Linked DNA regions of Homo sapiens: all the other regions are linked to region 1. Evidence: chromatin loops called from intact Hi-C (ENCODE). Cell type or tissue: IMR-90. All regions are shown on one strand. Links, peaks and the distances in the headings refer to the core of each region. The heading gives the core; the rest is flanking DNA. Region 1 overlaps MSRB3 (methionine sulfoxide reductase B3). Region 2 overlaps MSRB3 (methionine sulfoxide reductase B3). Region 3 overlaps MSRB3 (methionine sulfoxide reductase B3).

What was found. Peaks named below come from ENCODE experiments on the same cell type or tissue, not always from the same donor. Only the 100,000 strongest peaks of a DNase experiment are listed, where the experiment ranks them.
Region 2: it touches region 1 in a loop (2.2-fold over the local background); 4 of 110 quality-filtered maps call a loop at or near these places.
Region 3: it touches region 1 in a loop (2.4-fold over the local background); 2 of 110 quality-filtered maps call a loop at or near these places.

What each region holds. Positions count from the first base shown.
Region 1 is chr12:65,322,017-65,332,935 of GRCh38, reverse strand. MSRB3 (methionine sulfoxide reductase B3) reads right to left here. Exons shown (of 7, transcript NM_001031679.3): 3 at 6,002-6,110; 4 at 4,333-4,410. Among named protein-coding and RNA genes, the nearest start is that of MSRB3, 49 kb to the right of the region's middle. In IMR-90, for the core only: no CTCF peak of the experiment used is centred there; DNase peaks (open chromatin) are centred at 2,425, 5,085 and 5,475; H3K27ac peaks cover 1,701 bases.
Region 2 is chr12:65,427,035-65,437,953 of GRCh38, reverse strand. The region is part of intron 5 of MSRB3 (methionine sulfoxide reductase B3); the gene reads right to left. Among named protein-coding and RNA genes, the nearest start is that of MSRB3, 150 kb to the right of the region's middle. RefSeq lists an enhancer at 6,222-7,421. In IMR-90, for the core only: no CTCF peak of the experiment used is centred there; a DNase peak (open chromatin) is centred at 6,833; H3K27ac peaks cover 1,089 bases.
Region 3 is chr12:65,460,339-65,471,257 of GRCh38, reverse strand. MSRB3 (methionine sulfoxide reductase B3) reads right to left here. Exons shown (of 7, transcript NM_001031679.3): 7 at 4,351-8,103. The coding sequence ends at 7,936. It overlaps MSRB3-AS1 (MSRB3 antisense RNA 1), which reads left to right. Exons shown (of 4, transcript NR_120431.1): 4 at 4,124-4,441. Among named protein-coding and RNA genes, the nearest start is that of LINC02454, 140 kb to the left of the region's middle. In IMR-90, for the core only: no CTCF peak of the experiment used is centred there; a DNase peak (open chromatin) is centred at 6,127; H3K27ac peaks cover 591 bases.

The sequences.
Region 1 (10,919 bases), core at 1,230-9,229:
AAATGTGAACCATGGAATAAATTATACATTAGGTTTATAAGAAGGCTGTGAATGAGGTTCTTGTACTTGGTAAGCAGTAAGAAAGCAGTATATTGTTCAGAGAGGAAATGTATTTAGAGTACAAGTTTGAAAATGAAATGAGAATAATTGAATAGCCTTTTTTGTGAGGAAGTAAAATACACACAGCAGTCAAGTAAATGATGAGGATTATGCTCGTATATGCATGCACACACACATATACTTTAAGTGTGAATAAAATAACAGAAATAGCAGTGGGGGAAATGATCTTTTCTTTTTTTTATTATACTTTAAGTTCTGGGGTACATGTGCACAACGTGCAGGTTTGTTACATATGTATACATGTGCCATGTTGGTGTGCTGCACCCATTAACTTGTCATTTACATTAAATATATCTCCTAATGCTTTCCCTCCCCACTCACCCCACCCCACAACAGGCCCCGGTGTGATTAGATACTTGAAATTCAGCACTCTTCTTATTTCTTCTGTATTATCTATTTCCCTCCCACTAGTATTTCTCATACGGTTCCTCTAGTTAATCTGTTCTGTCTAGTTTTCTACCCTCACTCCTTTCTAACAAACGGAAACTCCACACACTTTTCATACACACACACACACACACACCTCAATTGTTTCCTACACTTTTGTTCAAAGCATAAAACCAATTACCTACAGGGCCCCTGATAGTGACATTAATTTACTAGACTAGTGAGTGGTTTTGAAACTTTTGCTCCTGAACCCCTAAAAGAATTTTGATATTAAAAAATAGACTTTGTGCTCAAATAAAGTTAGAGCCTCTCGCCTCTAAATCCATCTTCTTTGCCTGCTCTGCTAAAATGGGGCTGGGCCCTTTAAATACTTCTTTCTTTGTCAGCCAGCATGAGGTCTAACTTTGCCAGCTGAGGGCACAGGAGACAGACTCCAGGAGCAAAAGCCCTTTCCTTTCTGGTTTCAGGATGCTTGCTTAACAAGCTCCTCTAGTGCTTGCAGCATATTTCACATCCAGATCCCACAGCCCATGCAGTTTCTCTGCTTCCAGGCTTTTGCAATGTGGGCAGCTTCTCTAGTGCCAGGCTCCTGTTATGTGACTGGACTCTCCTGCACCCATCTCCTCCCGTGTACGCAGCTTTTCCAGCAACCAACTCCTGCAGAGCACACAGCTCCTTCTGCACCCAGCTTAGGTAGCATACTCTGCTTTCCAGCTACACGAGTGGCTTCTTCAGTGCCAGGTGCTGCTTTCTGTGCACAGCGATGAGCAGCACCCAGCGGCTAGCAGCTTCCCCTGGCGCTCCGCTCACATGGTTTGGTAGTGGAGCGCCTCCACTGAGATGCCCTGCAAACAGCTTTCCCCAGCATCCCAGAGGGTAAATTTCCAGCAAATTTCAGATTTCAGGAAAGCTCCAGCAAGTTGCACCATCATGGCACCATAACAACTTCTCTGCTGTTTAGTGGCAACAGCCATGCCCTCTCCAACAAGGTCTAGCCCTCAGCCCTGTGTGTACGGAGGGGTGCAGAGGATTCCTAGGGCTATCTATCTCAGTTCCTAGGAGTCATGATTGTTTCTTATGTCTGCTATTCCTGTATTCTTTAGAATTTCTTTTCATTTCTTACTACCCAATCCCTTATTACCACAATCCTCTCTTACAGTTCATAATTCTGTAAACCTTACTGTTCAAAATACTGTGTATTCTGTGTCCTGACTGGGTGCTGACTGATACATGCTTCCTCATATATTTAAATTAAGTTAAAATGTCTTATCAGAAATTTTTTAAATTGCAGAAGATTAATTTTCTGGTGTTTTGTGTACTTTACACATACGTAAAATGTAGATTTGACAAAACCTTAGAGATACATATTTAGATCACTGAGCAGATGAAGTCCACCATATAATTTACAAAGCCAGTCCTCACTGTCAAATTAATCAACCAAATCGGATGTATTCTGTGTCCGAAAAAAAGACTTCCAATTATTTCGTTTTTGTTCATTTGAATAAAGATATGAATACATGTTCTCATGGCAGCCTTCTCACTTAAGTAGGCTAGTAGAAAATGAATGGACAGTCAGCAGATGGAGAGACAGACAAGCAGGCAGACAGGGAGGTGGACTGTGCTGTGCCAGGAGCCTTGCCAAGGTGAAATACGATTTCACTATTTTTTACCAACACTTTTTTAACCTTGCTTTCGAGTCTCTTTAAAGTTGCCGAACTGTCATTTTGTTTGATGCCCTGGAGATTGTACCCCAGGGCAATACATGGTAAGATTTGGGCTGGGTGAAAGGTATGTCATCTTTTGTGAGGTGGGAGAAGGGTGGTCATGATAGAGGAGATGGGAGGAAGACGCAGCCAACCACAGACTCTCAGACATATCAGTTTCAGGAAAGTACACATACAGAAGTTGGCACTAGACCAATGAGCTACTCGACTACATTCTCCAGTGAAGGATACAGCAAGGAATTTTTCCCAAAATAGACAAGAAAGCAAGTAAAAAAGAAGCAAACAATTAAAAGAAGAAAAAAGTAGAATGAAAGTATTAAATCACATTCCTTATAAATGTGGAAAATAAAAGCTCTCCTTGTAAGCACAGAAGTAGATGAAATAGAGGCAATATCACATCAAATGTGAAACCTGACTCCCACTAGCATCTATGTTTGGATAAGGGTCTTGCTTTTAGGATTTGTGACTCAAAAATCTCACAAGGGTTAAACCCTTCATTTACAGTGGTTCTGTTTCTTATTTAAAACAGTAAGTTTTCTTTAGATCCCATACTTTAGTGAATCACATGGTAGGGAAGGGGATGGAGAATCTGAATCAAAAAGTAAAGGGGATGTGGCCAATTTTTACCATTTGGGATATTAACAAGTTTAACATGGCTCAGCAACTATCTTAAGTGTTATATCAACTATTATGACATAAGCTAAAGGTGTTGAAACATTATATACGGAGTGTGTTTTCTGAGAGGAAATGGGTGACAATTTGAAGGGTCGGTTTTTTAACAGAAGGAATACGTAAGAATTCAGAACAGATTCTCAACCAATGGTAATGTTCAATAAGGTTTGTGCAATGTAAGAAACATTTTTTTAATTTCAAGGAAACCACTGTTTCCTGTTATTTCTGGAAAATCAGTAAATGCTGGTTTTTTAAAAGAGAAACATTTATGGAGAGATATTAAGTGTGTTTTAGCTACAAGTATCAGATCCTTGTTTATTTATTTCCCCTAAGAAACTCTGTAATTCCATTTTAAATAAATGACATTTACTTTTTTTTTTTTTTTGAGACGGAATCTTACTCTGTCGCCCAGGCTTGAGTGCAGTGGCACACTTGGCTGACTGCAACCTCCGCCTCCTGGGTTCAAGTGATTCTCCTGCCTCAGCCTCCCGAGTAGCTGGGACTACAGGCGCACACCACCATGCCTATCTAATTTTTGTATTTTTAGTAGAGATGGGGTTTCACCATGTTGGCCAGGCTAATCTCGAACTCCTGACCTCAAGTGATGCACCCGTCTTGGCCTCCCAAAGTGCTGTGATTGCAGGCCTGGGCCACCACACCCAGCCAATGACATTTACTCCCAATTAAGGTTTCTGCCTTTTTATTCCCCCAAGTCAGCAACCCATGGGAAGCATAGGGCTTCTAGAATTTTCTCCACCTAGATAAATAAGTTTTTGGTAAAGATTTCCCTTTCTTGAATAACATCCATAATCTCCAGAATACACTATCTGAATGAACTATTTTAGTCAGAAAGTCCAGTGTGCTGCCTGTTTTATGGTAAACTGTTGGGATCTTTAAAATAAAGATTTTGAATCTATGCAAAAACTGTTAACCTCATATTACATAATTTGCTTACCTATGTAAAGGTATGTTCCCATGTTACATTCAATACAGGTATTTCCCTTCATTGCAAAAGTATAATCTACTTGGTGGATTTTATTCAATGTGAAGTATATACATGAAGAACTTTTCATTATGTTCCAATAAATATTTAAGGCTGTCATTTGAAGATTTAAAAAATCAGTAAATGCATAAACATTTCTATGCTTGCCAAAATCTCTTTCACAGCTCTGCTAAGCACCATGGTTACTGACATGAACAAGTTAATGTTGGGTATTTTAAAGATCCAAGTAGTGCAAAATCAGCCAGTCTGTCACACTGGTAATTTACCATGAAATCAATAATTACTTTTGTTTTGTTGGGGGTAAATGGAAATAGAAAAACAAACAGAAGAAAATTCAGCAATGGAAAGATTCTAAGATGAAAAAGCAATAACTAGTTTGCTGCCATCTATGATACAGCCATACCTATAGGTTTTCAACATACTTACTTAAACAATGGAGTTCCACAAACAACACATTTATATATTCCAGGATCTTTGTGATGTGTGTATTCTCCTTCAAAGGCACTGATAAATAAACAGATCATTTAAAAAATTAAAGTTAGCATTATTTCTTACAGAATGTATTTGCTTAAAATATATTTCTCTAATAAATCTTTCAAGGGCTTTTTGTACTAGAATGAAAACAAACCAAACATATGGAAATCTGAACTTTACTAATATATTTCAAATCTATATAATAAAATGTGCATATAACTACTCCAAACTAGTGCAAGTTACATAAAAAAATCAAGCCATCTAGTTATGTAATGCTTAGAAAAAGATTTTTTTCTATTAAAAAAAAAAGCCTGTAGTTTAGATTCACAGAAAGAACATTACATAAGATTTTGCTACTTTACAGTGTGCAAGAGTATATACCAGAAAATGCAGAAGGGTCCAAGACTTCAAGTGGAAGGAGTCTTATTTTTTGGTTTGAAAAGGAATATTGCAGCTTTAAGGGAATATTTTTCTAAGTTAACAATCTTAAAGGCTAGGAGGTCATTCAGCTAATACAAATCAGCTGTGCTAGCCCAACAAAAAGTCTATGTGCTCTGCAGCTTGTTTTTATTATCCTTTCACCCTCTTTATGAGGTCCAAATTTTTTATAAACAGAATTTTTAAGAATGACCTAATCTCTGGTTGTTTGTGTGCATTAAATCATTTTGCTAGTCATGTACACAACAGAACGGATAGAAATCCTCGCAAGCTGAGACTGAAGTCCACTGCTAGCTCATTGTATGCTAAGGTTGGACTTCGTCAGAGATTCAACATTTGGTAAATTCAGTAAACAGTAGATACTGTGACAGGAAGAGAGTGTTGCCTGTTAACAGGGATCCCATGTGTAGTAGAGAGCTCTTTCAGTTCATGAATGAAAACAAGAAGTTACATCATTAATAAATTTGGATCAGAGGTAAGCTACGGTCTTACGCCAAGCTCCATGGTATAAATTAGACAACAAAGTCGTCGGACCTTGGCAAGTTACCTTTGAGCTGGAATCAGCTGAGAGAGGCTTTATTCACTAAAAACAGTCTTGGAAGTGAACAAACTCTTTTTTCAGGACTTAGGGCGAACTTCCAAGGACCAAAGCCATGTGAGGGCAGTTATTGAAAATTTTTGACATTCCAACCACAAATGAGCCAATAAATACTTTCTCCACATGTGCTTCAAAAAGAAATTGGAGTTGGGTAGAAAAGAACTAAATTATGCTACCTTCTTTTTGCAGCCAAAACGTCTATACTTACAATGGCCACCTTCAAAATTTCAGCATCCTGGCATAGTGCCAAGTCCCTCATGGTTTTGCTTACTGTGATGTCTTCCCAAAAAATGTACCTAAATCGCTGTTACTTCCACACATTTTGTAGTAAACTAAAAACAGGCCCTTAACAAAAGCTTTGTGACTTTATATCAGATATGCAGTATTCATTAAATGGAGAAAAGAACAAATAAAACTTAGTCTTAACCTAAACAACACCATTTTAACCTTTTCAAGGATACTAATTCATAGACTTTAGCAAGTAAGTATAGAATGCTTTAAATTAATTGGCAAGGAAAAGCACTGCAGAGGGCAGGGGGAGAAGAAATCTAGCTCTTAATGACTTTTTATTAAAGCTCACCTTACCTTTCGGTCCCTTTCTCCTGAGTGACATGGTACTGCAGGGGTGTTAGCCGCTTCCTCAGTTCCTGCTGGGAAAAGACCACCTTACAGTTCTTTTTATCCCTACACGACCCTGAAAAGAGAGAGGATATGGGAGAAGAAGCCTTTTTAGCTTGAATCCTAAATAATTGCTTTGGCTGACCGCCACAGCACAGCTTCTGCAGTCACTTGTCAATGACCAGACCAGTCTCTAATGCACTGGAAATGCTTACCTGAACTGCAGCTGATTATTTCTCTACGTTTAAAATGAATGTTTCTTAAGATTCAGATGATTCCACTGGAGCAGTGACAATATGCTACAGCCAGTCTCTAGCATGTGATACTAAAAATTCACTGATCATTCACAAGGTACATGCTTTATAACTCCCAGTATCCTGAAACCCTTTTTTTTTCAAATAAATTCAAAAGCATAAGTCTATTTACAAACATTTATACTGTATATATAAAATGATGGGCATATTATGTTAAACCGTAAGTCTGCAATAATTTTGCAACTTAGTAGAATAGCCTGAAACCATCAAAATTCCATTTCCATTGTGGATGATTTAACTACCATCCTATTTTTGAGCCCTAAAAATATATTTTTCTATGACCAGGAATTACTGTTCTCCATGATTCCATCAGAAACTTCACTAGATTCTGTATACTCCTTCAAAGTATAAAGATTCTGTATATCTCTTCAAAGACTGTATCTTACCATGTTAAATGGGCAGCAAGAAACTTTCAATAAACTACAGGAGAAGGCATTTTCACTAATGCAGATTCAAGAAGTTCCAAAGAAAGAGTGGGAAAAACAGAAAGGGAGAAAGACAAAGAAAAAAGGAAATGTGAATATTTTTAGAAACCTACATTTTCTTTTTGCAAAGTATATCTAGGAAGACTTTACTGATTAACTGTATTTGAATGGTGAAATAATTCTAATGTGATTCTAATAACAATGGCAGCTTTTATTTCAACCTATACAGCCTGCAGTAAAATGTTCAGACAACACCTGTTTATATGTAGTATTTTATTTTACATGAGCAAATGACTGAAAAGAAATATAACTCCAGGACAGGGTAGCCATTACTCACTGCAGTAAAATTGCTTTTCTTTGCCATCCATCACAGTGGGAAAGAGGCCTGCAGATGGTCCTAAATGTAGAGAGTTCTTGCCATGTTTTGAAGTTACTAGAAGAAAGCTTGCTTAGTTTCCCAAATACTAAACGCAACTTCTTTTGAAATATAAAGAAATATGATTAGGAGTGGAAATGCTTCCCGTTTTTTTTACGTTCAAGGTACCTAATGTCATAGTATGAGATCGCTGACCTTAAACTAGGAAAATATTGTCTAGCCGGTTACCCTGACTGTGGTGTTGAAGAAGGATATCAGCTTGCAGAATCCGGGCCACCAAGATAGAGCGGTTGATTCTCCACAAGAGAAAATGGAGGCAGCAAAAGAGCAAGCCAGACCCAAAGAGCAAGATACACCTTGGAGTGGGCCTGCAGGTTGTCAGACAGCACCTCTGCTGACCTTCCACAAATACTTCAGCCCTTCCCTGGCCTGCAAAGATCCACAGGCACAGCAGGCATGTCACTAATGGCATGTTGATCTCTCATCTCACTGGACCCCGTCTTATCCTAGGCTTTATCCAAATACCTACTACTTGTATTTTTGCTGTTATCAACGGTTAGGTAGAAATGTTTCCCTGAGAAATGTCTGTCCTATCAGAACAAGCCTCTCAATAGCTTGAATGCAAAGTGGCTCTTTCTTAAATAATCAGTCAACAGTGATAGGTGAGTTTCTGCTTAATTCAGTACAGACTTCTTAAAAATTATTTTATTCTCATGTGTTTGTTGGAAGGGTTGTATCTTAGTTAATACTGTCACAAAATCATTAAATGCAAACTTAACATGACAAAATGACTTGGTTAAAATTATTCTTTTCAATGGCATAATTAAAATATGTACAATTAAAATCAAACAATTCTATCCAAAATATTTTTGTTAATATACGTTCATTCATACAAAAAGACCAATTGTGTTCCCAAAGTTGAGAGAACTAAGCTACCCATCTGTATGTCATTTAGTACAAGAGAAGCAACTGCAGGTTTAAATTACATGGTATTGGATTGCAATTTCCTAACATTGGATGCTTTTCTGCCTTTTTACCTTGAGTCATTTACTAAGGAGTGTTCATAAAAAGTAGCTTAAAGCACAGATGCTTGCAAATCATTTAGGCAAAGATGTTTCTCTCTTTTTCATTCTCCCTCTCTCATGAATCTCTCTTTTCCGAAGAGAATAAAACCGTTGGTCAGTATTGATGAACCATGTCAAGTATTTGTACAAGAAAAAAAGGTAAAATTGAAAACATCTGATTGAAGTAAATAATACAAACATAAAAGCTTTACTAGTGAATGAAGGGTATTGAAGAGACTTTATTTCATAGATTAGAAATTACTTTTGATCTAAACATTCTTAAAAACAGATTGTTTTCCACTATGAAACATCTCATTAACTGTGCTACAGAGACCTCGTTTTAATGGCAAGCCTTGAAAGAGTGCTGCTGTACTCCTTTGTTAGTCTCCGTCTTATTTGGGAGGGGAATAAAGATTTCATTCCAGCTTTCTTTGTTTGTCTTTCAAGAACCACTAAAGCAGTATTCACACAAATTTTGTAGGAATGTGCCCTATGTCATAGCCTACAAATTATTTGGTTTTGGTGCACTTAAAGGTCATCTTCCAAATTAGCAAAATTTTTTTACATCCTGGCTTTTCAACCTTAAGTATAAATATTGTTTCCTAACTGTAAGTGAGGTTTGTCCTTTAAGAAATACTAGTGATTATTTAAAGTTGTCAAACTTTGTACATTTTCATTCTTTGGTTATACTATATTCTCAAAATAATTAGGTTTTCAAAGTATATCTAATACCAAAAGGAAATATATGTAGACTAGAAACAACTATTGTGATTTTACATTAAACAATTCAATGAGAAGTTGGTCAGATTTTAATAAATATCTTGCCACACCATTTAATAATAATAATATACTTCCTGGACAATTTAAAGCTATACTATTACATTAGCCCTTCTATCATCAGAACCAAATATTGGTATATATAAACACAGAAAAGCTTCACTTTTGTCTCTTATTTCCCTTCTCCCTATCAGACTCACTTTTCTAAAGTCATATGGTGCCACTGTTAATCTTGAAAAAATCATTTCATTTTGAAATTCTGGAGTAATTCATTGGATGGTTTCCCTTTACTATCTTCACTTAGGTACTGTAATTTTCTTATTACACAGGGTAATTTAACATTAGTATTATATGACATCTGTTCAATGACCTCTAAATTGGCTTAGAAGTATGTTTGGGAAAGATTTTTCCCTTTATTTAAATGTTTAATAGTGTCTTTTGAAGGCACAAGTGAGTGTGTGTGTACACACATGTAACACAATTACATATTTGAGGAGATAATATTGCCATTTTGGTATCTAATCATAACACCGTTCCTTACAGAGTAACTTTGAGATAGATCAGTTCCATCTTGAACATAGTCCAAGGATATTTTATTTATTGAAATATGTCCAAAGTCTCTTTTTATAGCGAAGCTTGTCCTGTGTTGTTGCCTCAAGGCCAGTATTGTTTCGAAGCCCCAGTATGAAGCTCTTGCTATTAGTACAAATAAACGTACAGCAACAGTTTGCTTTGTGGCTCTGCCTGCTTCCCAGCCACGTGACCTGAAGCAAGTCACCTTTGCTATGTGTTGCCACCCTCAAAGATCTGCTATAAGGATCACAGCCATTAGCACTTACTTCATTTTGATTACAGTGAATTCTGAGGTTAAAATTGTATTTTAAAAGATAGCCAGGTCCAGTATTTAGTGTGCAGCAATCTTTTATTGGTAATTCTTTTTCTATAATAATTCCCTGGGAACAGTATTTTCCTCACACCTTATCTTGTTTTTATGATTAAAGTGGGAAATGAAGGAAGAAAATAAAACTAAAATTTGAGTCCTCCTACATGCCAGGCACATGTCTAGGCACTTTCACATAAATACATTTAATCTTCTCAATAATTCTAGAACGTGGCTGTCATGCCCATTTTACAGATACAGAAACTGAGGCGTGGAGAGGTTATAACATACCTTATTAAGGACAAACAGCAAGTAGACTTATCAACTCAAACCCAGGGCTGTCTGACTGCAAAACTCATAGTTGTTATATTTTCTTTCTTCTTCTTTTTTTTTTTTTTTTTTTTTGAGATGGAGTCTCGCTCTGTCACCCAGGCTGGAGTCCAGTGGTGTGAGTTCAGCTCACTGCAACCTCTGCATTTCGGATTCAAGCGATTCTCCTGCCTCAGCCTCAGCCTCCAGAGTGGCTGGGATTACAGACGCCCACCACCACACCCGGGTAATTTTTGTATTTTTGGTAGAGATGGGGTTTCGACATGATGGCCAGGTCTCGAACTCCTGACCTCAGGTGATCTGCCCGCCTCGGCCTCCCAAAGTGCTGGGATTACAGGTGTGAGCCACCACACCCAGCCAGTCATCATATTTTGTCAGGAAAAATTATGTAACAACTTTTCTTCTTTCTTCTCTAACTATACAATAACTTTCAGCTTAAAAACTAACAAAATAATAAGGGGGAAAAAGTAATAATCACCTCAGTACATCAGAAAAGTTACATACATTTATCTATTAGCCAATGTCTCTTTTCCCTGTATTTACTCCTTCAACATAGGGTCAGTGACAAGTTTCATACAGGATTCTCACAAAGTCTATGAAACGTTGAAAGGCTTTTTTAACTTCCTATTAAGAAGTAAATTAGATCTGTTACCTAAACCTTAGAGTACTTTTAAGTCATAAATTTTATATTTCGGTGTGAAAAATCAAAACAAAACAAA
Region 2 (10,919 bases), core at 1,894-9,893, 100 kb before region 1:
CACACAACGGCTACAGTAATTCCAGACACCACAGGCAGACAAAACAACATCTAGTGAAAAAGGGAGCACTTCAGCCAGTGTGTCTCATTTTGTTAGTTAGCAAAACTTCTAGCAAAAATCTCTCAGATCCAACTGATCAGGAATGGAGCATCTGTCCAACTGAAATCAACCACTGACAAGGGAAATGGAATTTTATGATTGGCTTAGATCAATTATTATTCATTCACCTGGGGAATATTCACTTCTGCCCTGGCAAAAGGGATGAGTATAACTGGATTAGGCAAACAGTGTCATGACAGCTGGCTTTTTTTTTTCTTGGTTTAGTTGTCGTCTGTCTACTGTAGGCACTCTGTTTTATCAGATATGTGTCTATTTGTTCAGACTGATCCTGTCTCACTGCAGGACTCACTTAGATATGTTGTTATTTTTCTTTTTTGTCTCACTTGGGTTCAGGCCTGGTTATTAATATAATCCAAAAGCTGGTAGTCCTACAGGTAGTGAAAATCCAGACACAGATGAACTACCAGATCTTGCTGAGAGAATAAGAGGATAAAGAATAAGAAAAAGCCTCCTGTATCCAAAATTCCTGTCACGAACAGTGATGCAGCTCAGATGTTTAGCCGCTTCTTAGTCTCCGGGAGCAAGAAGGCTGAGTACACTTAGAAGTGGCTATGCCGATCTCTACTCTTGAAGTCCATAAATCTCCTTAAGTCAAACTCCTTCCATGATCTGTCACATTCAAAATCCTGCCATCATGCTTTTTGACACTGCTCTCTGGCCCCTTAGTCCACGGGGCAAAAACTTTACTCAAGTTGTCCATACCAAAATTACTGTCACTATTTAGCTCAAGAGGTTCAGAAAAACTGGAATAGAAAGTATAAGGCCACACACAGGACCATCTCCAATGAGTATTATTGTTATTATTTGTGATGTTATGCTAAGTGCTTTACATTTATTGTCGTATATATTGTGTACACATCCTATTTATTCCCATTTTACAGGTAAAGAAACTGGGGTTTAGAGATTATTATGTACCTTTCACAAGGCCACTTTACTGTGCACCGTTAAGTGAAGTTGGCATGTAAATCCAAGATTGTCTCCAAAATTCTTTCTTCTAAATCCTACACCAAACAATCTCTGTGGCAGCTCAGAGAGTTGACAAGTTGAGACAGTCTATTACAGAATATAACTAGTGATGAACAGAAATAAAATAGTAAGAAGCTAGAAACATTTCTGAAAGCTAGAAAAGTTCACATTCTACCAGATGATTAATGATTTTTGTAAATTTTCTTCTCAATAAACAACATTATGTAATGAAATCCTGAATTGCTTAATGTTCAGTGAATTAAAAAACTCTAGAAATGATGAAATGATGCTATAACACCCAAATCAGGGTTTCTTGAATTTTTATTGTTGTTCCAGACCCTTTGGAAGTCTGGCAAAGCCTACAGGAAAATGTTTCTAAATGCATGAGAACAAATATATGGGATTACAATGGAAAAATGATCTTTAAATACTGCTATCAAAATACTGAAAAAAAACAAATGCGTTATATAGTAAATATGTGCTTCTTTATTAACACATTACATAACAAGCTTTAATGGTGGATCTACTAATTATCATAATTTGGAAGTAGTAATTAGTGTAAATGTTATTTTGAGATATCTGTGATGACTGTATTATGATATGAAAACATTTGTGGTTTCTATTGGTGACAAACTTATAGGTACTTCTGTGGGTTATCTGTAACATATATCATAATTCAAGGAAATTGTGATTAGTGAAAATAAAATACGGATTTTTTTCCCATCGAAATTCATGGATCTTCTAAGTTTAATTCAAGGACCCCAGGTTAAGAACTCCTTATCTAAAGCCTATGCCTGAATATTCCAGGGACACTATATTGAAACTTCTCATTCCTACCTGGGGTGTACTACCATGACTTTTCCTAGAATATAATCATTTTTCACTATCTAACTTTTCTAAGTAGGATGTATTAAATGGAAAAAGCATGGAAGATACAGTTTAATTGTATGCCACATCTATTATTGAAAAAATGGACAAAATATCTGGACTCTCCCTAGAAAAAAATTAATCCAAATACATATACCAAGCTTCAGGGTTCACAGACCTTGGGTTACTAACTCTAGCCTTATCTTTTATTGCTACTTTGATAAATTCCTTTCTTATGAGAAATGAATGTCAAGACCTTTACCTTTCAGAGTAGAAGAAATGTTGCCTCCAAGTCTATCAAATCTTTCCTAGAAATCTCCACAAAATGTTATCAAAATCTTTCAAAGTGCTTTATAGAAAATATAACCTGAATCTGGGTCATCAGTGTAGTGTAACATTATACTGCTGTGAACAAACAGGTGTACAAATTTTAAGAAACTTGATGTACTACTCTTTGTTCAAAATCAATATTGCTCAGACTATAGCTCTGACAAAATATTATGACCAAATCTGAATTTAACATCAGAGAGACACGTGGAGAAGCTGGCAAAGATTCAGAAAACAATCACAAATATAATAAAGCATTAAAAACATCCCTATAGAAATGGCTAAATAAACTAGCAACTAGGATTACGTAGCCTGGCAGAGAAAATACTAAAGAGTAAACTCAAAACAGTCTTGAAACATATGAAAAACATTTTAAAATATAGATTTGATCTTGGCCAAAAGATGGAAAAGCAACAAAAAATTTTAAACAAGGTGCAATGAGTCAGAAAGAGATCTTTACCACCTCTTATACAACAAAAGAAATGGGCTTCAAATTACAAATCAGGGACTTGACTTACATATATGTTCCTGTCTCTTAATTATGGCATCACAACTCTTTCAGTTACCAATATTCAAAGCACATATGTGGTACTCCTATATCCACTTAGTCATTAAGTGCCGTGGAGTCTACCTCTAATTTCCATCCCTTCCTCTCCATTCCACAGCCACCATCAAAACTTGGAGCCTCACCATTTTCTGTGTAGATAACATCTAACTGGTCTCCCAGACACAAGATTCTCACTGCCTAAATCGATCCCGGCTCTACTATGCATGAGCAATGAAATTTCTGGCAAGATACTTAGGATGTGATTTACTCATCTGTGATTTTACAAAGCTGTTACAAAGACCAAATGATATAATTATATCAGTGCATTTAAAATAGCTAATCACCACACAAATGTAAGGAATTTACATGATAGTAACCTCCAGATGGAAACAATCTTTAAGAGCCTCCTATTTACTATCTCATTAATGGAAGGAAAATAGAGTATTTTGAGGAAATCTTCATTGTTGCATCCATATGCCAAGCTCCTTCCCACCTTCTTCCGTCATTCATGTTCCTTCACTGGACTGGAATTTTTACAACTCCAAGTCCCAACGCTTATTAATATCTTTTTCAAGTCCCATCTGTTCACTGAAGCTTTCCATAAATATTCTTCACTATTTCTGAATGGCTATGACACCTATCAACACCTATTATACAATAAAACTTACTTGGTGATAGTTCATATTATTGTCTGTTGTCTTACCATGTTAGACTTATCTTCTCAACTAGATATTAAACTGCCTGCACCCTGGGTGGACAAAGTGATCTAAAGGATATTCTAGAACAGAGGTAGACGGGCAGATCTCAGCCAAATCCTATAGGAGACAGACACCAGAGTTGGGGCAGAAGGATCAAAGGAGGAATGCCAATTCCAAAGGAGCTGGACTGAAATTAGGGGGTTGAGTCAAGAACTTGAAATGAAATGTAGACATAGATGTGTAGGTCTAGCTCCTAGGTGTGGATACAAAGCAGACAGTAAGATTCTACTTGTCTAATTTTCAAAAAAAGAAAAAATGGAGAAAGGACGGACCCCATACACTAAATGAGGAGCCCTTAAGCCAAAAGATTCCAGAAAAGACTGCTGCAAGGGTAATTTGTTCACACTTAGAAAAGTAAGCACCTCAAAGTGCAAAGACTCTCCACCACTGAGGATTTCAAAAGAATATGCCAAGATCTTTGAAAATAAAGGAAGAGATCAAGTACTCCCTGCAGATCAGGTGGTTCAGAAAACCTGAACTGCCACATCTAGTGAGGCACCAGAGATATACAAGTGGAATGGGTCGTCTCTTATTGGGCTGCAGGATAGGAAGCTAAGAGAGAATCTTGGAGACATGCAAAATATAAACCCAAATAGCAACCCTGGGGAAGGGAGCAGTGTAGAGACTTAAAGATTTCCCTAAGCAGAAACTAAATGAAACAAAATGAATTTTTGAAAAGACAAATATTTTCTCAGTCCTGAAAGCTAGGAAAGCTATCAATATCATACAACAACCTTGGAGAAAGACCATCACAGTGAAGCAGGAGGGTGATGAAATTCAGAAAGGCCAGAGTGATAATTCCCAGGTCTGTGGGCCATGGTGTAAAGTATCTCCCTCACACCATTCTGTGCATGATGGTGTGAGGTACTGCAGAAGACTGAGACCAGAAGAACTACTGAAATTTGACATTAGAAAATTGTGGTTGCACTGAATACCATGGACAATTAAAAAAATTTTTTTTTAATTCTAAGAGGAACTTGGAGAAAAAAGATGAAGTTTTTTTCTGGAAGTTTTATCCCAGAAAACAGAAAAGAAATCAAACCACAAATACTTCACACTCTAAAGAAAATTTTAACAGAATATGACTCCATAAGAAATTTTAAAGAAAGATAAATTTGTAACAGAAGAAACTAAAATGAAAAGAGTCAAGGAAAAAAATACCTTTTGGCTACTATGAATAATGCTGCTATAAACACTGGAGAAAAAATACTTGTTTGAGTCTCTGCTTTCAATTCTTTTGGATATATAACTACAAGTGGAATTGCTGGATTATATGGTAATTCTATGTTTAATTTTTTGAGGAACTGACATATTGTTTTCACATTAAGTGTACCATTTTACATTCCCACTAGTATAAGATTCCAATTTTTCTACATCCTCTCCAACACTTATTATTTTGTTGTTTTTTAATAATAGCTATCCTAAGGGACTCAGAATATATTTTTAATGAGTCACTGACAAATTCACAAATCCCTTTATCTCAGATTTACTCATAAAAGGATTAGAGGTACAATATTTGTCTGGAGAAAGACCTTTTCCACTGCATAAAAACGCTCACATTGGCTATCTAACATGTGGCCCCAGCATCATTAGCAACATACTCAAAGCAATTAAGCCAACAGGCTTGAACCACTGCTTCTCTGACTGGTACAGATCTGTCTCTAACTGCTTTAAGAACTAACTATTCTAACTAATGGAAAAAAACATCTGTAAAAAAAAAAGCTACAAATGGGGATGGCGGGGGATGGGGAGACAGGCTGTAATGCCAGATATCTTTGTTCCTATCTTCATCTGCTAAAAAGGTGAGTCAATCCATTTACCTTAGTCAGGATTAGAAGAGCTAGGAGGGGATATAGATAAAGAAGGAAATTAATTGCTTTAATTGTCAGCTTGTGTTAACATATATATCTCTAAATCCCCATTTCAACTCTTATTTTTTGTGGAACCATCAAGCTTTTCCCCCCTTTTAAAATTTTGGAATCCATTCATCTTTCCTTGCCACAAAACAGTCCTGTGCCAGAATCTGGTTCTTTTCTCAAGGGTATAACATTTCAGCTTGTTATAAACAGCATATGGATATAGATTATGTAATGATAATGTGTGCTACATTCCAAGGACTTACATTTTCTGCATATATGTGAATAGCAAGTAATTTTGCATTGATTTTTTTCTACTCTCAAAATAATATACTAATCAACTAAAACATTAACTTGGTGTATTCCTTTGTGTTTTATAGACAGAATCCCTTCTTTTATTGATTTAAAAGTTTAAAAAAGTTATGTGTTGAAGGAGCCATAATACAAATAATATATAACTACCTAGCTTTTGGGGTAAAATTTTAGATTTGTTCTTAAAGAAACCAAAGATACTGAAGTCCAGTGAAAGATTTCCTAATAACCAACTTCCGAATAATTTGTTAGTGTCAATATTCTACTAGCCTTACATTTTGTGTTTGTCCCATGCTGTTTGAATGTAGCCAAATAGCACATCCAGACTTAGACTTCAGTCTCTTCTGTGCATACTCAGCTACTGCCATTTATAAACAGAAGAGTTAGGCATTATCTTTTAAAACACACAAAGACTTGTGCATGCAGATGAAGCTCTGCACATAAGCGGAGTGTGTATTATAATAATCACTAAGAATTTCTGAAACTCGCATGTCAAAAAGTATCATGTTCACTTCCCAGGATTTTTCAAATAGGAACACACAATGGTTCTGGCTTTCCACTATAACCTGACTTTCACCTCCTTCAAAAAGAACTTTAAAAAAAGAAGAAGAAGAAAAAAGTAAAAGGATATCTGAAGACATTTCTCATCGATAGCTACATGGTCCAGTATATTTGTAATTCTATCCCCTTTTCCTTTATACCAAACGAGTGATGAAAACCTGACAGGAAAGGCAAGAAACATACTAACATTAAATCGCTGGGATGTATTCACAGAAATAGACAGAAACGGGCCTAAGTAGGCACAAAAAAATTAATGCTGGAAACTGTATAGGCAGCAAGTGAAAACCTCTCTGTCATGACAGGAGGAGGTTAAAAAGTTTAAGAAAATTTCTGAATAAAATTACTAAGACTAAAGCAATGAAAGAGATTGATTTTTCAATTTTCTTGAAAAACAGGAGTCAACCTGTGACCCAGCTCCCCAGGTATTACATGCAGGCCTCAGGAATACAGTCATTTAGGAAGTAACTGCTTCAAAGAGTCCAGCTAAAACTACAAAGACGTGAAATTCCAATCAGACACCAGAAATTCTTTGGGGAATAAAAGAATTTTATGACTCATAAGATGAAAATCTCCTGAATACTCACTAAAGTAATCTAATGAAGTATTGTCACTAGGAAAGGAGTTTGATGAATTTATGTGTTATGTAGGCAAATTTTAAGCAAAACAAGAAATTGAGCAAACTTGAACTTGTATTCATTTCTAAGTTTTCCTCTCAGGGTAAAACTAACTTTAAGGGCACCAGACTTGCCTGTATGAAGTGGCATTCTGTAGGATGTCACATTTTTAACTTCTAGGATTCTAAGCAAAATTTCACATCCATTTTTAAAAACTAGAACAGGTCAGCTTAGGAGTAGGTCCAGGATTCAAATGTGAGTCATTTTGAAGGTTCTTAGTCTTCAAATTTAATACAATTTGAAAGAAGCTATAAGAATTGAAGGCAAAGGCTTAAGACAGATGCCAACGTAATAAGAAAGAAGGAGGTCAAGTTTTTCCTGAGGAAATTAACAAACAACAAAAACTAGAGATGCGATCATTTTCTTGACTTTCAGATGATGCTTAAGCATAGGAGAAAATCAACACCAAGGAGGCTACCCTGACCTTACTACTTTTTCCATTTATTTTTAACTTAATTCCAATTCAAAATTTTGCCTGTTCTATATGAAATTCTTTTCTAGTAACAGGCTGTAAAAATACAGCAAGCAATGAAAGCCCTCTGTTTAATCTTTCCCAGGGACAAACAGAGTATAATGTACAATATGTATTATAACTATGTGTTAGATTGCAAATTACTCTTATTTAATTTAGTCTAGTGCTTAGCTTCACCTCTGAAATATCAGTCTGCATCCTTCTATTTTGGTTTGATTCTATAGTCCACTTAAAACAGTAAATGTTTACATTAAAAGGACAAGAGAATGTGTGATGTATTTTAACTGTCAGAAGTGTTGTGAACAGCAGCAGCTGGAAGAAGAATGTGTCGTCCACTTCACTGTTACCCTGAAGCCTTTTAGATTCTTCAAACCAGCACTTACATCCTTCAGTGCTCAGGAAAGAAGGAAGGAAGGAACAAAGAAAGAAGGAAGGAAGGAAAGCAGGCAATTCAATTGTCATCTCTGAAAAAAAAATGTAGTAAAATTTCTAGAATTTACATGTGATCTTTGCATTGGATTCTACACTAACTTTCTGCTAGTGCAGGGACTGAACTGGTCACTGGAAATGGAGCTCTTCTTTCATTATTTTAGGTTGCTGGATCATACTGAGATAAAAACCAGAAGCAAATGAAACAAGCTCTAAGCTTTACTTAGAGGTCTGTATGAACTGTGCATATCCAGTTCCTCTGCAATCATCATTCACATCATCCTGAATTCATTATGATATAGCTGTTGTTAAAGGCCTACTCATAAGACCAAACACTGAAAACAATTTCCTTCCTTTAATATTTCCAGATCTGGTAAAATCCCACTAATAAAACTGGAGAGAAATGTATGACACTCTTACTCTTATTGCAGTGGGCCCAGTGGGAACATGGCTGGAGAGAAATGAAGCCTAAGGATATGCTGGAGGATAAGGACAAAATATGCAGAATTTGATTTCAGGCTTGACACATTCAGTTCAAGAAATATTTGAAGGTGGACAAAAACCTGCATGATCCAACTCCTGCCTACCTCTCCAAACACATCTCAAACCACTCTTCCCCTTGTGCTTCAACCACACTGGTCTTCTCTTGGTTGCCGTAACATATCAAATACTTGCTTTCTCTTCTGCTTTGAACACTCCCCCAAGCTCTTTGTGTGGTTGTATTCTCATACTTTCGACCTTGGCTCAGATATCACCTCCTCAGTAGGCTTTCCCTGAAATGCCTATTTAAATGAGCGTCTCCCTCCACCTACCACCATCATTCCCTATCATGGGATCAACAATATCAAAGGGTTAAATAGATCCTTTCTATTTCCTGCATAGCTCCTATCAAATATCATCCCATTTATTTGTTTCCTTGTTTAGTAACTCCTTAATAGCAGGAGCCCTGTCTGTTTGCCACTGTATCTCCTGTCCCTAAGGCAGTAGATATTGACTTAATGGATGTGTTTAAAACTATACTAGAGGCCAAGGGTAAAACAAGAGGCAACCATACAGTCCCACCCTCAAAAAAATTATAAAGACAATAGAGACTGGTAAGTAATCATAAGAGAGCTGTTTTACAAGGGGCATATAATTCTAGTAGAAAGAAACCCCATGTCTATCTTATGGGGAAAAAAAGGATATTCCAAGGGAGGACACCCCATATGTAGGGGCACGAAACAACAATAACAGCACAATGCATTCTGGGGAATTAGTTTAGCGTTTTCTAAAATACCAATTGCTAAAGATGGGGGTGGGAAGTAGAGAAATTGAACATAGACAGAGAAAGGTCTAGGTCATGAAAGCCTTTGATTGCATGCAAAGGGAGGGATATTTCATCCCATAGTCAATTAGAAGCCCTTGGAAAAACTCTGGGCAGAGGGGTTACATGATTAGATTTGCTAGTGCCAATAATGTCGTACTCCTGTTTGTAAACTTATTTTAAAAACTCACTTAATTAAGGAAGGGCCTGAGTCTATGCTGTACCATATATACTCAATGCCCAGTCCATTAGAGCAAGTGTTGAATTGGTGTTTAAAAGAATAAATGAATAATAGGGATGTAACCACAATGGCAGAGTAGGAGATATCAGCTTTCTCCCTTTAGCACCCCCAAAATAAACATAGACAGCTATCTCCAAACAAAATAACCCCAGAGAGTCCCCAAGATCCTATTTAAGATTTTGCAACAATACAGTGGAGCAAAAAAAAAATATACACACAGAAAATAAATAACTGGTAAGATCAGTATACCTGAGATGCCAGGATATTGCCCAGAACAAAGAAGAATAGCAGAGGTTGTCTGAATCAGCCATGTGGTGAAAACCACCATGGTCCTCAGCAGCCTGCTCTGCAGATGACAACAATATCTTTTGCCACTGAAATAACAAACCATTATTCTTCACAGGGAACCCCAGAGAGGAAGACACAGCTACACACACCTCACCAACCCAAGAAGTGGCCACTGTTGAGCTGCTTTGGGAAAGAAGCCACCAACTCTCCAAATCCCCTAAGTGCCTCAACTCTGGACACCTCTTGAGTCCTCACACTCTAGACCTGGGTCCTGTGGCTGCACTGGGTTTGTCCACATTTCAGACACTGGAGCATTTCAGACACTGGAGCTTACTAGCAAGCTAATTTGTACTCCAGAACCTAGAGTTAAGCTCTTGCTGTGCATGGCTGCACTCCAGGCACCAGCTCAGCCACCACAGTGAGCTAGGCCCTGCTCTGACTCCAAAACCACTGTAACTACACACATTTGTGCTCTAGTTTTTGACTCCCCGGCTACTTTACAAGAATCTGAGCTTTACATACTGTTATCAGTGTGGCAGTGAGAGTGCCTGCACACTGGACACTAGTGCCATTACACCCCAGAGCCCAGAGCCATATTCCTTCCTTTTGTGCCTGTGCTTCAGGCCTCAGCTCCATGGCTGCTCCATGGGCACCACTCATCAGACACTAGTGCCACACCAAACTGCGAGTGGGCCTGCAAGCCAAATCCAGTGCCAAAAGAAATCCCCTCAGCCACAACTTCCTCAGTGAAAGAAAAAGAAATCAGGAGGCCCTTAGCTGCCATTATCATAGAAAACTCAGAAACCCTCACTGCCACTGTGGACAATCCTCACTGCCACTGCCACTATGGACACAGAAAACCCAGAAACCCTCACTGCCACTGTGGTATCAGCTGCTGAGTATCACTGCAATCTCCATCAACAATGACCTCAGCTGACAGAGCTGCAGAGACATACACAGCTGCACCTTCACTGGTGCTAGAATTGCTACATCCCCCACCCAGCAAGTTCCCTGGAAGCCCCCAATAAAAGAAGGACTTTCCACAGCAAAGCTAGCCCATAAAATCTAGAAGAGGTGACTGTTCCACCAAATGTGCAAAGATTAACATAAGGCAACAAGAAACATAAAAAACCAGGGAGACATACCACTACCAAGAGAACACAATAATTTCCCAGTAGGTGACCCTAAAGAAATGGAG
Region 3 (10,919 bases), core at 1,162-9,161, 140 kb before region 1:
AGTATTATGCATAATTAGCTGCAGGTCTGTTTTTCCAGCTAATTGCATGACGCAGGGAGTCTTATTCAGTTTGGGGTTTCCTGTGCCAAGCATGGTACCTGGTACCCTAGTACGTGCTCAATAAATCATGCTGAATGGATGAACTCCATATACTAGAGGGATAGGCTGGAAACAGAGATGGTAGTTGGCTTTGTTTGTAATTTTTATTGTTGTTGTTCTTTGTTTTGTTTTGATGCTGTTGGTTAGTAAGGTAAAGTTTGTGATAGTACCTAGCAGGGTAAAGATTTAGCATTTGTAAAATTTTGACATGATCTGCAATCCATATTAGAATTCTGGGATTTGGTAGTGAGGAAAAAACACTGAGGAGATTTGAAGAGATCTCTGTTTCTTCCCTAAAGTTTCCCTGTCTTTTCCCTAAGGGCATAAATAGAAGCCTTGGGCATAAAGAATCAGGAACCCCACTGGCCATGTGTGGGCAAAAGGCCCCTCCTATGTAATTGGATGTAAAAAAAGAAAATCTCTTTTAGACAGGCACAGGGTTTTGGCTGAAGTTCAGCGACATACCTATTCTAAGCTGAATTCGGGTATAGCCCTAATAATTACAGTTACTCTTTAGAGAAAGAGCCCAAGAGGTTTACCTGGAGATTTTTTCCAGATGTAAGCAGGTATGCGAGAAGCCAGTAATAAAGATGTAAACCGGATGAGGCCATTTTGTGCCCCATAGTCTTTCCTCCAATCGTTCGAATGCTAGGAGATGTTCCCCAGCAATCATAAGGATGATGCAACACAGCCGTCTAACAAACACCAGATGCCTGAATAGCCTTATAAGCTCTGGTGTTAAAGAGAAGGGGGGTAAAACCCCAAGTTTGAATGCCTCTGCAGTTATCAATCTGTCATGAATTGTAATCAAACAGAAACAAACCTCTTTATTCCATCAGTTCCTGGGATAGGTCCATCATGTGTCCTGCAGACATGCTCTGAGTGTGGTGAGAGCCCTCACGAACCTGTCCTCCTTCTTCACCCTCCCATGGTAGACTCTGACTTAGTGACATTGGTAAAGCCACCCCACCCCCACCACCTGGGCTTTATATCTTTTTGGATGAGAAAGGATGAGCTGGATCAGCTATGCCAGAAACTGAATATTTTGGTTAAATGCATCTTTAGTATCACCTCTATTCTTTCTTTTTTCTATATGAATCCAGAATAGGACTTTTTTTGCTGTGGTAGTTAAAATTCTTAGGAGTGTTACTTGGGTGATGGATGCACTAAAATCTGAGAATTTGCCACCATAGAATTCATCCGTGTTAGCAAAAACCACTGGTACCCCAAAAGCTATTGAAGTAAAAAAATTGTTTTAATTAAAAAAAAAAGAATTATTAGGAGTGTTAAAGTTAGCCCTTTGAAGAAAAATATGAAACTTTCTGTCACCAAAGTGTAAGAAAATCAAGACGTACGAAGGCTTAATTAGGCCTCTCTGAAATAACACAGTCACAATGCAGAATGTGTTTCGGAAGTGTGAATTGCAGTTAACTTGAAACAAATAAGAAATGCTATATACATTTTTCCCCCAGGTTCAAACCCACCACAGCTGAACACTATCCAAGTAGCCAGTGTCCTACATGGGAGGCAGCCCAGAGTGGAGCTAGGGGCTCAGTGTTTGAAGTCACAGGAACTTGGATTTCAATTTTAGCTTGGCCATGGACTAGCTATGTAATTTGTCTTAATTTTTTGAGCTGTTAGCACTATCATCTGTAAAATGAGGATAAGACTACCTACCTCACAGTAGAAATAATGGATCAAGTGCCTGACTTATTGACAGAGGTTATTCAATCCACAGTATCATTAAGGTAAAAAGAAATCCTGTGGTGGGATTGAAGGCCATGGGAATAAAGTTCAGGCAACTGCAACTTAACAATTATGACTCTCTCCTGGGCTGTATTTATACATAAAACCTCTTTTACTTTGCTTTCTAGTTATTTACGCTTCTATACCTTGCCCATGTCGGGGCTGTGCTGAACTAAGCACTTATTAATTTCTGACTGACTTTCCCTTCTGCTTATTCCAGAAAATTTGTCTGGTTCCATGATAATAAGGGTGAGTGAGTATATGCTTACTGGGAATAGCAGGGTAGACACTGCAGGGAGGAGCGTTGAAAACCTTGAAATAAGAATGAGGCTCCTTGGCTGGGCATGGTGGCTCACACCTGTAATCTTAGCACTGTGGGAGGGCGAGGTGAATAGATCACATAAGGTCAGGGGTTCAAGACCAGCCTGGCCAAGATGGTGAAACCCCATCTCTACTAAAAATACAAAAATTAGCCAGGTATGGTGGTGCCCACCTGTAATCCCAGCTACTCAGGAGGCTGAGGTGGGAGGATCGCTTCAACCTGGGAAGCAGAGGTTGCAGTGAGCTGAGATCATGCCACTGCACTCCAGCCTGGGCAACAGAGCAGTGAGACTCCAAAAAAAAAAAAAAAAATAGAGAAAGAAAGAAAGAAACTAACTCCCTGGCATTCATAATCTGACAAGTTGGTATGGTTTTGTAATCAACTAAAAATTAGGAAAATCTCATGTGGGCTAGGAATCTGATTTGGCTACCAAATTTCAGGTCACCATGGTTTTATTTCATGATGGTTCCATAAAAGCTCTTTACACCCACAGGACAGCCTTTCAGGTGTTTTGGGCAAGGGGTGTCAGAGCTGCCTCATTCAGAGCTTACAGTCATTTTTGGGCCAATTCCTCCTAGACTGGCCCACAAGACTGACCTCTTGGGAGTAAGTGTATGGGAAGCATTCTTGCCAGAATATTCTTCTATGGCAGAGGGCTTTTTCAGGTAAAAAATCATCAAAATATGGTGAAATTTCAATCTGCTGTGTAAAGAACCATGAGCTCTGGTTTGAAACCTGTATGGGGTGCTAGTAAGCTTGTCCCAAACACAGTTTTTAAATTCAACCTTTTTCGAATGTCAGTATCTTCCAAAAGTCGTTTTGTTGTTAAGATCTAGGTAACAGCAGTTTTCTGACAAAAAGAAAGAGTTGAAGATTTGGGTACATGGCACCTTTGAAGAAATATCTTAAATGGTTAAAAAAAATGATGATAATTTTGAAAGGAAGTATAAGAAAATAGAAGAGATGAGAAAGGTGATATGTAAATTTATACACTGAAGTCTGCTCTCTAATTCTTGGAATTACTGTGATGAACCCTGCCATGGACATCCTGTGGTCTAGAAAGGCACTGGGAAGCACCACTGGGCAGCCCAGGCTCAGTCCAGAAATGCTAATAGGAATTAAAGTGGTGCTAGTGAATGAGGACAGACTAGTCCTCCTGGACAAGACAAATGGGCAGTGAGGGACGAGAAGCGCTACAAGGCATGACATTTTGGAAAAACTATCCACCCACCCCTATAGAAAGAAAAGGACTGATGAAAAAAAAGTCGTTTTCGAGGGTCAGATATAAATGCTTTTAAAATTAATACTAATTGAAGTTTTCTCACTAAAAGTTCCAAGGCAGTGGTTAAGCACAAGAATCACATGGAGGGCTTTCTAAAATGCAGATTGCTAAGGCCCCAGCCCAGAACTTTTGATTAACTTGTATTTCTGGCAAGTTCCCAGGTGATGCTGATACCTCAGTGTCTGAGGACTACACTATGAAAAGCAGTGCTCTAAGGTATACTACATAAAGTTGCTGGCCTGTGAATTTTAAGATACCAGGAGTATGACTTAAAGAATTGGCTGAAGAACAAAAGTCTTCATCATCCCACTTCTGCCTCCTAAAGTAAATAAATCAACAATACAAAACAACTCAACATTTCAACAACAAATAATACAATACCAAAACTTATCTGTAGAGATGGCTTTTATCAGTGAAATCATCTGTAAGCAGTGGAAAGCTCCTAATATACTTCCACAGAGAACAACCCTCAATGATAGTGTAAGTTTCCTGTCAAATTTTTTAACAGAAGCCAAGGCATCAGCGTGGTATCATTCCTGCATTTTTACCCACAGAGTTTTATGGTGGAACTCCCAAATCCATATTTTAAGCAAGAAACATACACAAGCTGCTGAAGATTTTGCTGAGGTGAGGTGAAGGTTGAGTAATTCTGCAAATGTTTCCCTTTCCTCCAGTCTTTCAGATCCCTGGAGGCCTCTCCCAGGGCCTGTGGTGTGGAGAGTTGGACTTGACCCTACTGTAAGAGACCCAACTTCCAAAGACTGCATCAGATGAAAGGCTCTCCATATAGACTACAGACTTGTCAGCTGGTTAAGGAGGCAAACAGAACAGTCTGCTACAAACTCCAGTCCATGTATCTGTGCTGAAAATAAAAGGAGTCTTCAGGAATCAAAGAAGAAAATATTTTTATAAAGAAATTTTATTGCATAATTCTTGTATACAATAAACATAGGAAAAGGGTTTTTAATGAAAATTCATGTCATTTTTCAAAAGTGTTGAACTGTCTGGAGAAAAATTATTACAAAGCTATCTAAGGCAAAAATAATATTTAACCATCTAAACAAAAGATAATCCCCTTTACCATTTGTTTTGTATTTAAAGCAAGACATTTTAAACACAAGTAATACGGAGAAGTTTTCAAATTGCTACGTCATTTGCATTAAGAATTTAAATGCATCTAAGAAGTGAAGAGTTTAAACACATGGGAATGTTCTCTAGTAACAGATATTGCTGCTTTCTTCAGATCCATTCTGCTTGAATGTAAGGCTATACTTTTTGCACACCAACAGAATTCTGCATCTTCTAATGGTACAGTAAGAGCTGGAGTGCAGAGAGGGAAAGTCCCATGCACTTCCTATGTTAAATGGCATAACTCCCACAGATCACATACACCTTGCCATATTGACTCAGTTCATTGCACTCCATATCCTGCAAAAATAAATCTAGTGCTTGACAGCTGACATTATTGCTCACTGACGTTTTAGTAATATATTTCTTTCACATAAGACAGAAATATACTGAAATTTGATACCACTTAAACCCAAAAGCAATCTGGAATTAAACCACATGCATACACCCCACTTTTTTTCAATAGATGTTGCATTTTTCTTAAAGTCGATCCTGGAAAATGTGGTAGAAGAAAAACTGGCTTTCCTTGAAACAAAGACTAAGGATTAGAAAAAGAGGGGCTTTTTTTTGAGTGAAATGTTAAGCCCTACGATATAAATGAAGGAACAATGACAATCCAGTCTCTGTGGAGAGGGAAGAGGCCTCTCACTGATCCTCCTTGTCTACCTCAACACTGTGGCCCGCGTCCCACGGACCCCAGGGGAGGCTATCCTACAGAGCTGGAGCAGCCGAGAGGTGCTGTGTGTGCCTCTGAAGGATGGGCTGGAGGCTGTGGCAAAGCCCTGAGAGACCTATTTCTTTGGCCACCCCAACGTGGAATCCTGGGGTCACTGGGAAATACTAGGGCTTTCTCTGTGAGATTGGGAAAGACTTCTAGGATGGTCTGGACGCTGATGGCTGAGGTCTGGTCTTAAATTTTACACGTCATTTCTAGAGAGACGTGAAGCCTACGAATTCCAGAGTGAACCCAGGGCCTGGGGTGAAATGTCTTGGAACCTGAGGGAACATCTGGATGCTCAGATAGAAACCTCTTATCTGAGCATCCAGATAAGACCAGAGCTCATCTGGAATCAAGTGTACATGACTATAAAGAGTCCACCGGGATGTCAGGCTTCTTAGAGAGGTGCTTGTAGAGAGAGACATGTAGGAATGTGGACATGGCCACACTGACGCTGTTTGTCACAGATTTTCATTCTAATTTCTTGTTGTTTCTTTAAAATTGTCAAATGTCCCTCTTTCTTTTTTTTCTCTTAGTGCTTACAAGGAAAGCTGTCAGTCTTCATAAACTTTCAAAGAGTTACAAAAATACGTATTTTTTAAACTACAATTCAAGATTAGCATCCAAACCTACAAACATGATGTACATTCGTCACACACCATACAACCTTCACACCTGGCTACAGCAATGTTGACTTACATCACCATTGTTTATACTTGTGAAAACTTTATTGTGCACAGTGACATCCATTCCGCCAGACTTAATGTTATAAAGCAGCTGAGCAGAGCTTCTCAAAGTAAAACTAGCCGTGTTGCTACAAAGGGAAATTCTGGCTCTTGGCCCAACTGTTTCCATACCAATCAGCTAAGTCAGCCTCCTCTCTGCTTCTTTCCATTTCAAATGCCTGGGCTTTGGCCTTTGAGGCAATTAGAACCAGATCAGTTTAATTTTACAACACTGATCTCAACTGTATAGCAATATAGTGAATTTGCCCTGAGAGTATCAATACATTTTACAAATATTATGAGTCCCAGTTTATGCATGAAGAAATAGGCACAGAGAGGCTACATGGCTTGTCCTTTGTCACACAGAAGATTATGTTGAGTATGAAACTTGAGCTTCCGTTTTAGCTTTCCATGTGAATGCCCATGTCTCTCCAGAGGTCACCTGGAGCTCTGTGCACAAGGGCCACCCCACTTGGATTCTGTTTGTTACTTGTACTGCCCTGTCAGTTTTTCTGCCCAGCACTGAATTTTTCAGTACCCAAGACTTCATCCTTGATCTTCTCTGCTCTCTCTCATTCCTGCTGCCTTGATGAAGTGTGTTGCCCCTAATATTTTATTTTACACAGTGGAATTTGTGCCCTTCCAGCTGCAGCTGCTTTTAGGTGTGGAGAGAAGGACTTATAAAAAGGCGATGGACAGGCGTTCTTCTTTTTGAATTTTAGACCAAGTGGGGCTCAATATTTTACAGTTGTCTTACATTTGAATGCTGCTTTCTTTTTCTTTTCTTTTTTGACAGGATCTCACTCTGTTCAGGCTGGAGTGCAGTGGTATGAGCTCAGCTCACTGCAACCTCCGCCTCCCAAGTTCAAGCGATTCTCCTGACTGAGCCTCAGGAGTAGCTGGGACTACATGCATGCGCCACCATGCCCAGCTAGTTCTTATATTGTTATTATTATTATTTTTTGAGATGGAGTGTCACATTGTCATGTAGGCTGGAGTGCAGTGGCATGATCTCGGCTAACTGCAAGCTCCGCCTTCCGGGTTCACGCCATTCTCCTGCCTCAGCCTCCTGAGTAGCTGGGACTACAGGTGCCCACCACCACGCCTGGCTAATTTTTCGTATTTTTAGTAGAGACGGGGTTTCACCATGTTAGCCAGGATGGTCTCCATCTCCTGACCTCGTGATCCACCCGCCTTGGCCTCCCAAAGTGCTGGGATCACAGGCGTGAGCCATTGCACTGGGCCTCCAATGCTTTCGATGGAAAATAAAATAAAATAAAGGCCTAACAGTGTGGTAATGTTTACTTCTCTGCCACAACACTCAGTATGCCCCTTTGGATCTGGCAACAATTTAACATAAGGAAAGACTTTAGACCTTCACACCCTTTCAGTGAGAAAAAAAAAAATGACCTTAGCTCAAACTTTCCACAAAGCTGAACAGTCTCATTAAAACATCACTCCAACCTTATCTTAGGTGGGTCTGTGCAAAGGCCTCAAGGCCATGTGTCTTGCAGGTCTCCATGCCCTGCACTGCCCAGCTCTGGTCTCTACACTGCAGAGGAGATCTCTATTTTCATGTTTGAAGACCATGAACCCTCTGCTTCTGAATCAAAGGGGGAAAAACTGCAAAAGAAGCCATGTGCTCAAAGAAAAGAATGCCAAAGGGTATAAGTGGCTTGTGAAGAAGTTTCACAAAGCTGTCTCCATTTGCTAAAGCTATAAACAGTTCTTGATCTAGTCAATTGCAAAATACATGGATGGCCAGGGCTTCTGTTTAAGCAAAAGAAGAAAAAATATCAATAGCACAAAACTGCCCTTATAGTTTTTGAAAAAATATATCTATTAAGATAACAATTTTGATTTTTTTAATAAGCTGTGCATTAAGTACACTTTGTTTCCATCACTCTCCATTACTCTAGAGCTCCGCTTTGTCTGCCTGGGCCGGGCTGGCGACCCCACTGCCTCCCTCGGCGGTGCCACTGCTATCCGCAGGTGTAAAAGACAAGGCAGCCGAATTTATGCAGTATCTTTTCCCAGTTGGACGAGGCCCATCATCAAAAATGTGCCCAAGGTGAGCACCACACTGAAAGAGAAGAACAAAACGTCAGGGAAAAGCATGTACAAAGCAGGCTTTGAGAGGAATTCACATTAAGCAGTTTAAATGGATGACCAGCCTGTAGAGAAATGAAGGAAACCATCGTGGATGATTTCTAATCCGCCTGTCAATAGCCGCAAAGATGGTTTCTGGCAGGCTTTGCGCCACATGCTGAGAACAAAAAACACTAGAATTGTGCATATCAGAAATCATTTAGGAGCCACGTATTTTTTGATCTGTGAAGTCTCTCAGCCAGCTGAAAAATGACTGCAGTAATTTTATGAATCAAGTTGACCCTTGATCTTCCCTTGTAAGAAACATGGCAGCATAAAATCTTTCCCCCGGCATTACTTTTGGCTTTGGATGGGTGGGTTTCAGATATGCAGAAGTCCACTGAAAAGATACTGTTTAACTGGCCATGACAGAGGTGATGTTTGCTTTCATGGGCAGTAAAACTTAACATCAGACAAGTATTGGATGTTCTTGGAACCCAGCGAAGCAATGGCAAGGCTCAATAGATTTATGTCACAGTCACCAGGGCTGCAAATGTAGCAAAAGGAAACATCTCTAGCACACACAATTGTTTTTTTCCTGGCTTCCAACAAGTAGTGTCATGCTGGCTTCTTTATCCAAATGAACTCTAATATAAAGAAAAGCAATAAGCTGTTTAGCTAAAATCAATTTTACTGACTATTCAAAAAGCTGGGGAAGAAGAGACCTAAGGTCTAGACAGAGGCAGAAGGAACATCATGTTGGTGTTTGAGAGAAATAAAGCCCAGAGAAAGTTTCTCCAAAAAGGCTGGCTCAGTGAACACCCCTACACTAACTGCGTTGATGCTGGGTACAGCTCCAGGAGATGAAGGTACATGTCACACTTAGATATCTACTGCCCTTTTCCATCAGGGATGGGGCGAACGAGATGGAGACACTGGTGCACCATATTCAAGCAGGCTGTGAAAATCCATCATTTATCATGGATCAAAGAAACCAAAGCCTGGGGTAAATGACTTCCATTCATTCGTTTATTAATGGAGTGCCTGCTATATGCCAGGCACTGTTTTAGACTCTGGAGTACAGGCAACAATCCCTGGCCTCATAGAGCTTACATTCTAGTGGGAGAGACAGACAGTACACAAGAAAACAAGTGAACTATAAAGCATGGAAGGTAGAAAGCAATGCTAAGGGAGCAAAAAAGGAAGGTGATATGAAATGTTAGATAGGGTGGTCAGAAGAGGCCTACCTGGGGTGACTTTGGAATAAGGACCTGGAAGAAGTGTATCTCTAGGGGAGGGCATTTCGAGAAGAGGGAAGAGTCAAGATTTAGGTAAGAGTATGAGAGAAAAAGCATATCAATGATTTGTTAATTCTCACTGTGCTGATTTGGTGTATAAAACACTTATAAGTTTCAAGGAAAGAGTATGAATTCACAAGGGACTGGGGATGAGACACCAAATGGAGATGAAGAGAGAAAAATGAGAGAAAGTGCTCATTACAATGAAAAGCACTAGAATCTTAGTTTCCCTGTTGAACATGCTAAGCTCAATTCTCAAGTATTCCCTAGTTATTAATAAATAGCAGAAATAGCAACTTTGACTGTATGGCACTTCCATGTTAAAAGTGCATTCTCATTTCACTGCCAGCAAACTCTGTCAGTTTATTAAAGAGCTAAAAATGAACCCTGAACTGATTTGATCTATTGCCTAGAAAATATGAAACAGGCCTAAAAAACAAATCTTGTATTATTTTACCACATTCGATGCAGGTTTAGGTAATATCAAGGCTGACAGGTCAGACTGCTTTTCCTTTCTATAAACAATTGATGCCAAATTTTTAGGCATCCACAGCTAAGATGAACCAGTAAAAATACATATGCTTGCCCAACGGACACAGGAAACACCCATTTCTGCCTACCAAAATAGTCAAGGTGCTGTCCAACAGGAACCAGTGCTCTCAGTGACCAGTGTGTGTGCACAATTACTGATCTCAGATGCAGCTCCAGCACTTGGATCACTTGGCATTTAAGAGATGAAGTTTTCATATACCTAAAAGCCTTAGGGGTGTGTGTGTGTGTGTTTAATGAGAGAATGCAGCTATCTGGGAAAAATAAATGATATTGCCTTTGCTAATAATCTCTTGAGCATCTTTAGAAAATATTTCTATTTATTCTACACCAAAAATAAAGCATAGTGAGGATATATTTGAAGGTGTTTAAGAATGAGTTATATGGTCTTAATTTCCCAAATCATATTTTAAAAATCCAAATTACAGTAATTGAATCTGTTGAACTGGGTGAGTTTTCAACCTGTAGTTTCATTTGCTAATCTGGTACTAGTATTCTGGTTAAATAGAAAGGAAAACACTGATTCTAGGTGTGTCCCTAATCCAAGGCAAAAAAAAAAAAAAAAAGTGAGGAAGAGAAATTATAGTTAGAAAAAGACTATGAAAACTATTTGCTAACAAATATATGGGTTGAGGATGGGGGTAGAAAAATCCTCAGAAACGGTTTGAGTCCCCTGAAAATGATAGTTATGGCTTCATTATACTTGCCACAGGGTGTTCTGGAAGAGTCATAGCAGCCTTAGGTTACTAAGGGAAGAGCATCATCTCAAAACATAGAAAGGTGTTCATCTGTATCTGTGGCACCACATACATCCCCGCCCCACTGCCGGCAAAGCCATTTGTCTGAGGGAAGCCTAACCACGCAGTGCCATTCGAGCCTCCTCCCAGGTAAACCTAGTCTCCCAGAAAGGACTGTTACCCGGTTTCTTTGAAAAGCGCACAAGCCTTGAAGGCTCCTCCCTGAG